2 separate regions of the Homo sapiens genome follow, and region 1 is linked to region 2. The links are chromatin loops, found by intact Hi-C in ENCODE. Cell type or tissue: psoas muscle. All regions are shown on one strand. Each heading gives the region's core, and the rest is flanking DNA. Links, peaks and the distances in the headings are about the cores only.

Region 1 (5,378 bases), core at 301-5,300, 1.2 Mb before region 2:
GATATGGTGCAACTCGAGTGGGCTCAAGTTTGGGAACAAGCAGCCTAGTGGCTAAAGCAGAGACTATATCTGTCAAATGAGGATGAGTAACAGCCCTGCTTATAACCTCTATGAAGTGCAAATGTGACAATAACTTTGGGCATACAGTAAGCGTACTCTAATGGAACCAAAAATTATTAGCAGGATTGGCAGCATAATTTTCAGGACCCAGTGCAGAATGAAAATGCAGGGCCTTTTAATAAAAAATGATTAAGTATTTCAAGACCACGATGGCAGAGCATGAAGTCAAGTGTGAGATTCTTCCAAGCATGGGCCCCGTGTGACTGCCCTGTCCCCAGGTCATAGGCCCACAAAGCTGGCCTTGATTATTAGTATTCCAGTGCGGACCTCTAGGACCTTGGGGAAGAAGCCATTCTCCCAACTAAGGCCAGCTGCCAGCCAGCTCAGTGACAGAGGTTTCCGGTCAACCACCACAGTCACTCTTCTAAAGAAATGGCCCTTGAACTTTTATGACAAAAGGAGGGAGCTCTTAAAGCACCATTAATTTGTGTTGTTAGCAGATATTACGGTCTGGTGCTTGTCTGGATGGACGGTGGGTATTTGAAAAAATAAAACATGCCTTCTGCTAATGATCACCTCACTTTAAAAAGCCATCATCCCCTTTTGTTTCCTGAAGGGAAGGACTACTTGCTCACAATGCTTCTGTTTCTGGGTCCCCATCAGCCGTGGCTACATTCAAGTTTATCATAAGGCATTTTAAAGCTTAGTTTCATCTTTACGCTTTTTTTCCTTTTCATTCTGACAGATGATTTCCTTGCTTCTGAGTCATCTGGACGGAATGAGGGAAGAGGGGAGCGAAGGGGAAGAGGAGGGAAGGGAGAAGACTAACATAGCTTGCCTGGACCCCTCCACCAGTCAGGCTGGATACCCTTCCACCAATTATTTCAGGTTATCTAATCTTCACATCAATTTTATGGAGTGGAAACTATAGCTGCCTCTATGTCACAGATGAAGAAACTGAGGCTCAAGAGGCATCACTTGCTTCAGGTCATGCCGCCAGTAGTCTCTGACACCGGAGACTGGACGTTTTCCATAAACCTGGCCCCAGGCCACGCTGAACATCAGTAGGACTCCAGGCAGAATGTCTGGTCCTCAGCCCCTGGCCTGTCCCCATCTCCTGTTGCCCCTGTCCTCAGCTCTATCCTGTACCAGGAGGAGGGACCTTGCACACCGCATGTGGGCACTTCAGTGGGCCCATCCAGGCTCCATCCACAGCACCCTCCCATCAAGCAACAGCCAGCCCCTGGTCACCCCTCCATCCTGGGGGAGTGTCAGAAGCCTGGGGGTGGGGCACACCTGGTAAGAGACCTGCGTGGGCCCTGATGCAGACTCCAGGTCAGCACACTCCTAGCTCTGCGGACTGCTCACCCATGAGTTGGGATGGAGATGGAGGAGGGCCGGGTGGGGTCTTATGAAGCCCTGGGCTGAGGACAGGGTTCCAGCTGCCCATCTGACGTTTCCTGAGCTCACTTCTTAAATAAAGCATTGCACTTGAATCCCTGTCTCAGGATCTGAGTCTGGGAGATCCCAACTGAGATGGCCAGAAGGAGTTTCGAAAGCAGCAGGACACCCTCAACCCCCCACCGCACCTCTTCCTGGGTGCCTCCTGTGGAAAGAAGCACCAGGTACCTCGAGCCACCAGGTCCCTTGCCACATGAAGAGGCTCAGCCCTCTGCACCGCACCCCCGACTGTGACTTCAGTGTCAGCAGAGGCACCTACCTCCAGAGTACATGTCAAATGCCTTCTGTCCCAGCACAGCTCCCGTGGTTCCTAGGGGTTAAGAGGAGAACGATTATCCCCTGTAACACGTGTCATTCTGCCTGTCGTTCTGCTGAAAATGCCTAATCTGTAGTCTAAGATCTAAAAACAGAATAAGAATCTAATGAAATCAGGTCCTATAAAGAGCACGCAGGACTAAAGTAGGTTTCCAGGAATGGCTGGGCTCATCTGAGAGGTTCAAGAACGTAATGGCTGAGGACATCTCTGGAATCGAACTGAGTCTACTCAGTCTGAGTCGGTGTTCTGTCCTACCAGTTTCTAACGCAGGACTTAGCATTTTGACCTCAATTTTTGCATCTGTACAATGGGTTGTGGGAACTAAAGGAGATACATTTAAAATATTAATAGTAGTCATACAAGATGAATTTTAGCTGCAAAATCAAAATCAAAATGACAGTCGTCATTATTATTCCCACCTAAATAGAAAACCTACAACTGGAGTCCTCCACCTCTTGAAGGCAAAGGGATTTGTGTTGGGCTAAGCGGTACTCAGTTTCCCAGGGTCCAGTAACCTGGATTGCGTTTGTGGGTTTTGTGGGAGGAGGTGGCCGAAGGCCAAGCCCTCCAGGGAACCGAGTCTTCTGGAGGAACGTTACAGTTCGCGCTCTCCGCCGCTAGATGGAGGCGTTGCAGAGGGGATGGCAGCTCCGAGGCTTACGGAGGAGGGTGGGGACCAGGCCTAGGCTGTCCAGGTGGCGCGAGCAGGCTCGCTTAGCAGCCCCTCCAGGATTCTCGGGAGCCACGTAGCGTGAACGGAATGCTTCACCTGGGGCTCTTGGAAGGAGTCTATGAACCCATGGGGCTGCTTTTGTGATCGCGTGCGCTTGTGAATGATTCTGCAATTGGAGAGTGTTGGGGGTGGGGGTGGCGGCCAGCATAGCTGGAAGATCCTGAGGACTCTCTGCCCCACTAAAGGTTAAAGACTACTGGATCCTTAGCAATCCTTGTGTTGTTCTTGGTCATATAGATGAGGACACTGAGCCCCTTACATGATTTGTTGGGCTTCCCCACATCTGGCATACATAGCACGCATGTATACAGTAGGTGCTGTATGTGTGGTTGAGACATTTCTAGTCTAGGGAGGTAGTTCAGGTGAATGATTAAGACCTGCAGTTGACTCGATCCAGGTTCAAACGTAGGTGGTTTTATAGGCTGTGTGACCTTGGGCAAGTTGCTTAACCTCTTTTTTTTTTTTGGACAGGGTCTCTCTGCAGTCCAGGCTGGAGTGCAGTGGTGTGAGCTTGGCTGACTGCAACCTCGACCTCCCAGGCTCAAGCAATCCTCCCACCTCAGCCTTAGCTGGGACTACAGGTGTGCGCCACCACACCCAGCTAATTTTTTTACTTTTTGTAGAGACGGGGCGGATTCGGGGGGTGGTTCACTGTTACTCAGGCTGTTCTTGAACTCCTGAGCTCAAGAGATCTGCCCACCTCAGCCTCTCAAAGTGCTGGGATTACAGGCATGAGCCACTGCACCCAGCCTGCTTAACCTCTTTGAGCCTTAGTTTCTTACCTGGGAAATGGGGATATTGAGCATAGCTCCATCCTAACACAGTGATGGGGTTAAATGAAAAGGCACAGTAAGTGCCCAATAAATGCTAGTTCTTATTGCCATTGATGGTTATTTTCATCCTTTTGGCTTTGTGAGAAGCAGGGAAAGAGGCCTAGTCTGGGGCCATCTCATTGGAGAATATTCAAAAAGCTTTTCTCAGGTGCGACCCATTTAGGGGAGAAAGTCAGCAGGTTTCAGCCAGGTCAGCTGCAGCCTGTGCCATTTCCTGCCTGCCCTCGCTGTGGGGTGAGGGCAGATGGATGGGAGTGTTGATGTATGCTGAGGCTCCTACAGTCTTCTGGGGTCTGGCATGCACAAAAGAGCGCTCTGAGACCAGCCTGGGCACACCCTCCCTGCAGGAGGGATGCCACTTCATTGAGGCTGGAGTGGAACAGGCCTGGGCCCTCCTCAAAGCTGCAGAGGAACGGCTGCACTCAGCCTCCTGCCACTCCCTGCCCTGGCCCTTCCTGGGCTCCTAGGAAGTTGGCCAGGGCTGTCCTCTGACTCCCATCTGTCCAGGAACAGCCCCATCACTGCTCCAGGCCTCGACTTCTCCCCTGACCCATTAGGGTTTCTTGGCAGAGCGAGAAAAGGCTTTCTCTGGAGTGAAGTGCAGGGGCTTGGAGCTGGCAAGGCCGGGGCTCCCATCCTACCCTGTTCCTTCCTAAGTGTGCTCATGTGGTCCTGCCACACACAAGCTCGACAAGTTCCTTCCTGAGCATCCCTTACACCTTTTCCCCAACTTGCCCTGACCTTTGTCCCAGAAGTGGCCCTTACAGCCAGTTCTTAGAAAACTCTGTTTTCTAAGAACAGAGGCAGAGAGGAGGTCTGGCTGGGGCTAGACCACCTGGTCCTTACCTGACCCTGTAAGTCCACTCCCTCCTGAAACGTGTCCCTACTTCAGGCTTGGCGGCCCTCTGGCCTCCTGTTTAAGTGTGTGTCCTGCAGGAGATGCAGGGTTATCAAGGCCATGGATTCCCTTGTGGTCTCCCTGCCTCCAGCCCCCCTACTCCAAGCTGGAGGGAGGTTTCTGGAGTGCATGCCTGGCCCCTCACACACTGCTCAAAGCCTTTCCGTGGCTCCCTACTGCTCTCGGCTTCCAGTCACACTTCTTAGCAGGCTTGCTAGCTCCTCATCCTCTGGCCTTGCTGCTGTCCCCAGCCTTGCCTCTCTATGTTGCCCTGCAAACCTCTCTCCCTCCCTTTCCCTTCTCCTCCCTGCACTGTGTTGCCCCTGCCTGGAAAGAGCCTTCCCCAATTTTCTCCTGGCCAGCGCCCACAATCCTTCAGGCCTTAGCTGGCCATCAGCTCCCTCTGGAAGCCTCCCCTGAACCACCCGGGGTCTGTCCCCTGTTCTGCATCCCAGCTCTGCATCCCAGCTCCCATAGCTGTGCTTCCTGCCCCTCCAGAGAGGCTCACCACATTGAGATTGTTTGTGAGCCTCACGGATACCTACGGAGGCTGTGAAGCCAGGGCCTTTCTAGTTCTTGGCTGACCCCCAGTGTCCTGTACAGAGCCTGGCCCACAGTAGCTGCTGCCTGTATTTGTTGAATGAATGAATGAAGGTGTATACTCAGCATGTGATCTTGCACTGTCATTGGTTGTCCCCACATCCTCATTTGTGTTGGCTTAAGCAGAGAGGCTTTGAGGATCGGGTCATGTTTCACTCATGTTCCATAGGAGAAGTGTGTCCTCCTGAGATAGGAGCATGTGGCAGGGGCCTGGCTAGCTCTGCGGTTCTACAGCTCTGCGGGTCTTTGAGACCTTCTGTTCCCCCAGGCCAGCCACGCTTCCCCTCCTGAGCTCTACGGGCATTCCTGCCATGAGGTAGGAGCTGAGCCAATGTTGGTTGAATGAATATGCCGCTACCCCCTACCCTCCCTGGTTCTGGGTGGGAACTGTCTGGGGATGGATATGCAACTCACCATTCACCAGGGCGATGTTTAGGCCTCTGCCCACATTGTTTTTCACAGGACTCATGATCCTGA
Region 2 (5,378 bases), core at 247-5,246:
AGAGCTTATTTTATTTAATCCTCACAATTTTGTGATTTTTACAGATGAAAAAACTGAGGTCTGGGGAATAGAATTGTTTTTCACAGGCACAAAGCTGGTAATTGGTAGATCTGGGATTTGAACCGAGGTCCAGGAAACTCTAGAGCCCATATTATTGCCATACTAGGCTCCCTCTCTAAATAACTTTCTCATTAAGTGAGCAGAGAGAGAGGAGCCAGACTGCCCTGAGGCCTTTGGTATTAATAGGAGGCTAAGAAGCTCATGCAGCTAAGTCTCTTTATCCAACGGCACATCCCTGGAAGGAGAAAATGGGCTCTGTTGGAATCCTTCCACTGACAGGAAGCTCTCTACCTCACATAACTACAGACCTGATTACTAAAAAGACTTTGGTTTGCCTTTCCAAAACTCATATCCAGTGATCACAATTGTGGCCTCTGAAGCAGTTTGATTCAATACTAATTGCACTCAGTACTTGGATCTATCATAACTGTAACATTAAACAATGTTTTCCCCTCGCAGGGTTCTTTTGAGGATACAGTGAGTATTAAAATGGGCTGGTACATAGTAAGAATTTGCCCAATGTTAATTATAAAAATTTTCCTGATATTACTTGGTAAGTTATTCTGTTAAATGGAATAAACACCCATGAATGCCACATATAAACCAACAGCTTTGACCCTCATAATGACCCCCATCTATCCATGTTGTCCTCCCCCATTTATCTTCTTGTCTCCAAGGTCATTATGTTCCTGAGTGCCAGGTTCATCTTTCTTCTTACAGGGTTTTATTGCATGTATAATTGGTCCTAACATGCTTTATAATCTAAGCTGTTTTAAATTTTATAAAAAGGATTCCATCCTTATTTAATCTTATGCTATCCTCACAAACTTATTTTCCCCCACTTGATATTTTACTATGAAGAAATTAAAAGTTACCTACAACTGAATAATAATGAAATGCTACATATTAAAATCTGTACTTATAATAGAAGATAGCCTCAATGTTAATAAGGTGTCAATCTTAAGTATACAAAAACTGAACAAAATAAGTTCATATTTAGCAAAAGAAAAACCACAATAAATATGAGCACAAATTGATGAAATAGAAAAATATTTTCTAGAAAAGATCAAAAAAGTCAAAAGTAGATTCTTTGATAAAATAATTAATAGATAAACCTTTTTTTGTTTTTTTTTTTTGAGACGGAGTCTTGCCCTGTCGCTCAGTCTGGAGTGCAGTGGCACTAACTTGGCTCACTGCAAGCTCTGCCTCCCGGGTTCATGCCATTTTCCTGCCTCAGCCTCCCAAGTAGCTGGGACTACAGGCGCCCGCCACCACGCCCGGCTAATTTTTTTGTATTTTTAGTAGAGACGTGGTTTCACTGTGTTAGCCAAGATGGTCTTGATCTCCTGACTTCGTGATCCACCCGCCTCGGCCTCCCAAAGTGCTGGGATTACAGGTGTGAGCCACCACGCCCAGCCAATAGATAAACCTTTGACAATATCGATTAAAAGAGGAAGATGTTTTGAATGAAAAAGTGAATATTTATTACAACTAAAATAATAAATGGCTATTGTCAACAACTATCTGTCAAAATTTTTAAAAATTTAGATGAAATGTATAAATGCCTAAAAATTTATAACTAACCATAATGGACCCAAGAAATAACAAAAAGTTTATATAGCCCTATGGCTATTAAATAAATTAAGGTAATTGTTAAAATTTTTTTTGCAAAGAAAACATCACACCAGGTGATTTTACACGCAAATTTTTCCCAATGTTCAAGGAAGACATCATTCCAATTTTATGCAAACTCTTCCATATGATAGAAAAAAAGAGATTATTCCCCATAGATTCTGTAAATCAGTATAACCCTGTTACTAGGACCAGGCATAAAAATCACAAGGGAGGAAAATTACAGCCTTCTCTCACAAAGGAATATAGATGCAGACCATTCTTCTTAGTAGTATACTCAATTGTAAGGCATAACAAATTTTATTTCCAATATACAAGTAGCAGTGTAACATTACAGAAAGATTTCATTAGCTTTGGAATGTACCATTTTTCTAGCTGTATAATGTAGCAATGTTATCTAATTTCTCTAAGACTCAGTTTCCTTCTTTGCAAAATGGCTTTTTATAATATCTATCTAATTCTGTGGGAATTAAGGAAGTAAACAATATAAAGCCCTTAGCTCAGAGTCTGGAAGTAACAGTAAGCAATAATAAGTTACAGCTTCTATTTATCAAGTACTTAGCTCCCCGGCTGAGTATTTTTTTTTTTTTTAACTCTCCTTTAATCCCCACAACCACCCTGAATGGTGGAGATTATGCTCAATTAGTGAATAAAGAAACTGAGTCAAGTGGAATTTCAACAACTCACCCAAAGTCACATAAGTTGCAAAAAGTCACGCTAATGTAACAATCGCAGTCTCTGAATACTGATGCCTGGGGTCCTTTCAAATGTGGAGCTGATATTACCAGCTGCTATCGGGGACACAGCACTTCCTCTGAGGGGCACTGGAGTTCCTTCCACAAGGCATGGAATGTGTTCACCTTTTCAGGGGAAGCAGTTTTCAAGTTGGGGTTTGATTTGTGACATGTGAGATTAAATTGCAGCATTTCTAATGGAAAGGCTTCAGAGGGCAGGAATGAGCGATACACTGTCATTTCTCCATCTCTGCGTGAGGAACCTTAAGCACTAATGAGATCAGATATGTCACCGCAACTCTCTCCACTCTGCCACAGATTCCAGGTCAGAATATTTTTTTTTTTAAACATTCTGGCCACTTCACTGCCTACCTGCAACTCTCTACCACGTTCCTGACATATAAGATTTATGATAATTTACCTTAGGCAGGGCTTGGAGTTTTATTCCACCAGGTTATCAAAAATGTTGCCAATAATCTCTTTCATATTTTCATAGGACAAGATTATACAAATAATATTCCACCCTATTCTTTCCCTAGAGAAACTTACATATCGATTAGACAGGGAGGCCTAACAAAGATTCAAGAGTCAGTTTGTCCTATGAGCGTGGAAAACACCACTCCTGTTAAAGATTACAGAGTGACGTCACTTATGACTATGCTGTGCAAAGTGCTGGGTTTTTTTTTTTTTTTTTGTATCCTAAGGGGCTTTATGCTTGTCTTTGTACTATTGGTGCCTTGGGAAGGAAAACAAGAATGCATTTCTCAACATTTATGTCTGCAGCGATACTGGGAACTGTGAATGCTAACATATTTTTAAAGAGCTCTGATAGAGAGAAACCAGGTGGTGAAAGAAGGTAGTGAACAAGCCTGGATACAGAAAGGTTTAGAGTAGAACTTACGGGCGCCACCTGCTGGTCCCCTGACACCACTGCCCAGAGCTTCCAGTTCCCCTAATTGGAGTCTCAGCTTTATGGCCAGTTGGCTCAGCTGAATATTATTAAATGATTTCTGTCTTCAACTATGCTTAGACACAGCCTTGGAGACAAGTAAGTAATGCAGAGAGAGTAAAAGGGAGTGAGTAGATGTCAAAGAATGGTTTGCCCATTCAACATATGTGTGACTGCTGTGAAAGGTGTATGGGAGTTTCCCACATCATCTATCAGCAAAAAGACATAAATGGTGATCTTCCTTCCTTTTCCCACCTTCTTTTTTTTTTTTTTTTTTTTTTTTTGAGATGGAGTGCTGGAGTGCAGTGGAGCGATCTCGGCTCACTCCAACCTCCACCTCCTGGGTTCCAGTGATTCTCTTGCCTCAGCCTCCCAAGTAGCTGGGATTACAGGCGCCCGCCACTACGCCTGGCTAATTTTTTGTATTTTTAGTATAGACGGGGTTTCACCATGTTGGCCACGATGGTCTCAAACTCCTGACCTTGTGATTCACCTGCCTCGGCCTCCCAAAGTGCTGGGATTACAGGTGTGAGCCATCGTGCCCAGCCTTTTCCCTTTCTTTCTTGGAGAGAAATGATAGCATCTGAGGAGGCAGGAGCGAGGGGTGTCTTGTGGAGGTGGGTAGTGATGGCAGCCTGCTCTGTAACTGAACATGCAGGGCAACGTGGGGAGAGGGGTGCTGCATGGATGGGGGCAGTGGTGTTTCTAGTGTGTGAGGAAGCAGAGCAGAGGATGAGATGTACGCAGGTGGTGGGCAGTGAAGGCTAATATTGAACAAATGAGTATATATATTAAGGATAATGGGAACCAAGTTTCTGTCAGAGAAGGTATTTATAAATGTGGAAGGGGGAAAAGACTTAGATTTGAATTGAAGATACTGATATGAATTCATGTGGCTTATGTGTAAACATATACACATACCCAGATATGGAAATAATAATAAGTGTGTGTTTGTGTGGACTTATATGTACATATTTCCTAGCTCTGTGTTGACTGGGTCTCAAAGCATTGACATCACAGGAACAATAAGCATGCTAAGCACCCAGATCTTGATTTCTAAAATCATTCTACACGGACAGGAACCAGAGCTGCTTGGAGAAGTGGCTGATTCCAAGGCTGGACAGGGACAGTATAAGATGATCCTGGAGCATCTTTTTTGTACCAGAATATAAAGAAATGCTCAAAGAATGATGGGGAGATCTGGCAAGTACCAACTGGACCAGGTGATCAAGTGGGGATACGGTCAGTGTGGTTGCCTTCTGATGTGATATGCTGAGAAGAGCTCAGCAGCGTTTTTGTGGAATTCCTGCCAAGATGGCATGGAAGAATACATGACTTGAGTCTAATAATGAAGAAACAGTGGAAGCTCCAGAGAAAGAGTCATCCTACAGGAAAAAAAGACCTATACTCTTTAAGGCAGGAAAACACGAGACAGGGAAAGAATAAAAATCCATTCCAGGCTGGGTGCTGTGGCTCACGCCTGTAATCCCAGCACTTTGGGAGGCTGAGGCGGGTGGATCACCTGAGGTTAGGAGTTCAAGCCCAGCCTGGCCAACATGGTGAAACTCCGTCTCTACTAAAAATACAAAAAATTAGCCAGGCATGGAGGTGTGTGCCTGTAATCCCAGCTACTCCAGAGGCTGAGGCAGGAGAATTGCTTAGAAGCTGGGAGGCGGAGGTTGCAGTGAGCTGAAGATCGCGTCACTGCACTCCAGCCTGGGCGACAGAGGGAGACTCTGACTCTCAACAAACAAACAAACAAACAAAACCATTCCAGATTGGAGGAAACTGATGAAAAATAATAATTAAATGCAGTGTATGTTTCTGTATAGCATCCTGGACCAAAAAAGAAAATGTCATCACTGAGACAGTTGGCAAAATGTGAATGGGGCCTGTGGACTGAATGGTAGTGCTGTATCAGTGTTGATTCCTGATTGGAAGTGTTTTTATAATAGTAATGAGAAGAGTGCTCTTGTTTTGGGAAGGTAATCAAACACCTGAAG

What was found. Peaks named below come from ENCODE experiments on the same cell type or tissue, not always from the same donor. Only the 100,000 strongest peaks of a DNase experiment are listed, where the experiment ranks them.
Region 1: a loop joins it to region 2, with 34 times the contacts of the local background. A loop is called at or near these places in 16 of 110 quality-filtered maps.

The regions. Positions count from the first base shown.
Region 1 is chr3:58,638,347-58,643,724 of GRCh38, forward strand. FAM3D (FAM3 metabolism regulating signaling molecule D) reads right to left here. Exons shown (of 10, transcript NM_138805.3): 6 at 5,316-5,374; 7 at 1,781-1,831. Among named protein-coding and RNA genes, the nearest start is that of FAM3D, 26 kb to the right of the region's middle. RefSeq lists enhancers at 2,085-2,585, 2,586-3,086 and a silencer at 2,388-2,547. In psoas muscle, for the core only: a CTCF peak has its summit at 2,460 (motif pointing right); a DNase peak (open chromatin) is centred at 2,465.
Region 2 is chr3:59,854,603-59,859,980 of GRCh38, forward strand. All of the region lies in intron 8 of FHIT (fragile histidine triad diadenosine triphosphatase), which reads right to left. The region is part of intron 1 of LOC105377113 (a long non-coding RNA gene); the gene reads left to right. Among named protein-coding and RNA genes, the nearest start is that of MIR548BB, 760 kb to the right of the region's middle. In psoas muscle, for the core only: a CTCF peak has its summit at 3,338 (motif pointing left); a DNase peak (open chromatin) is centred at 3,319.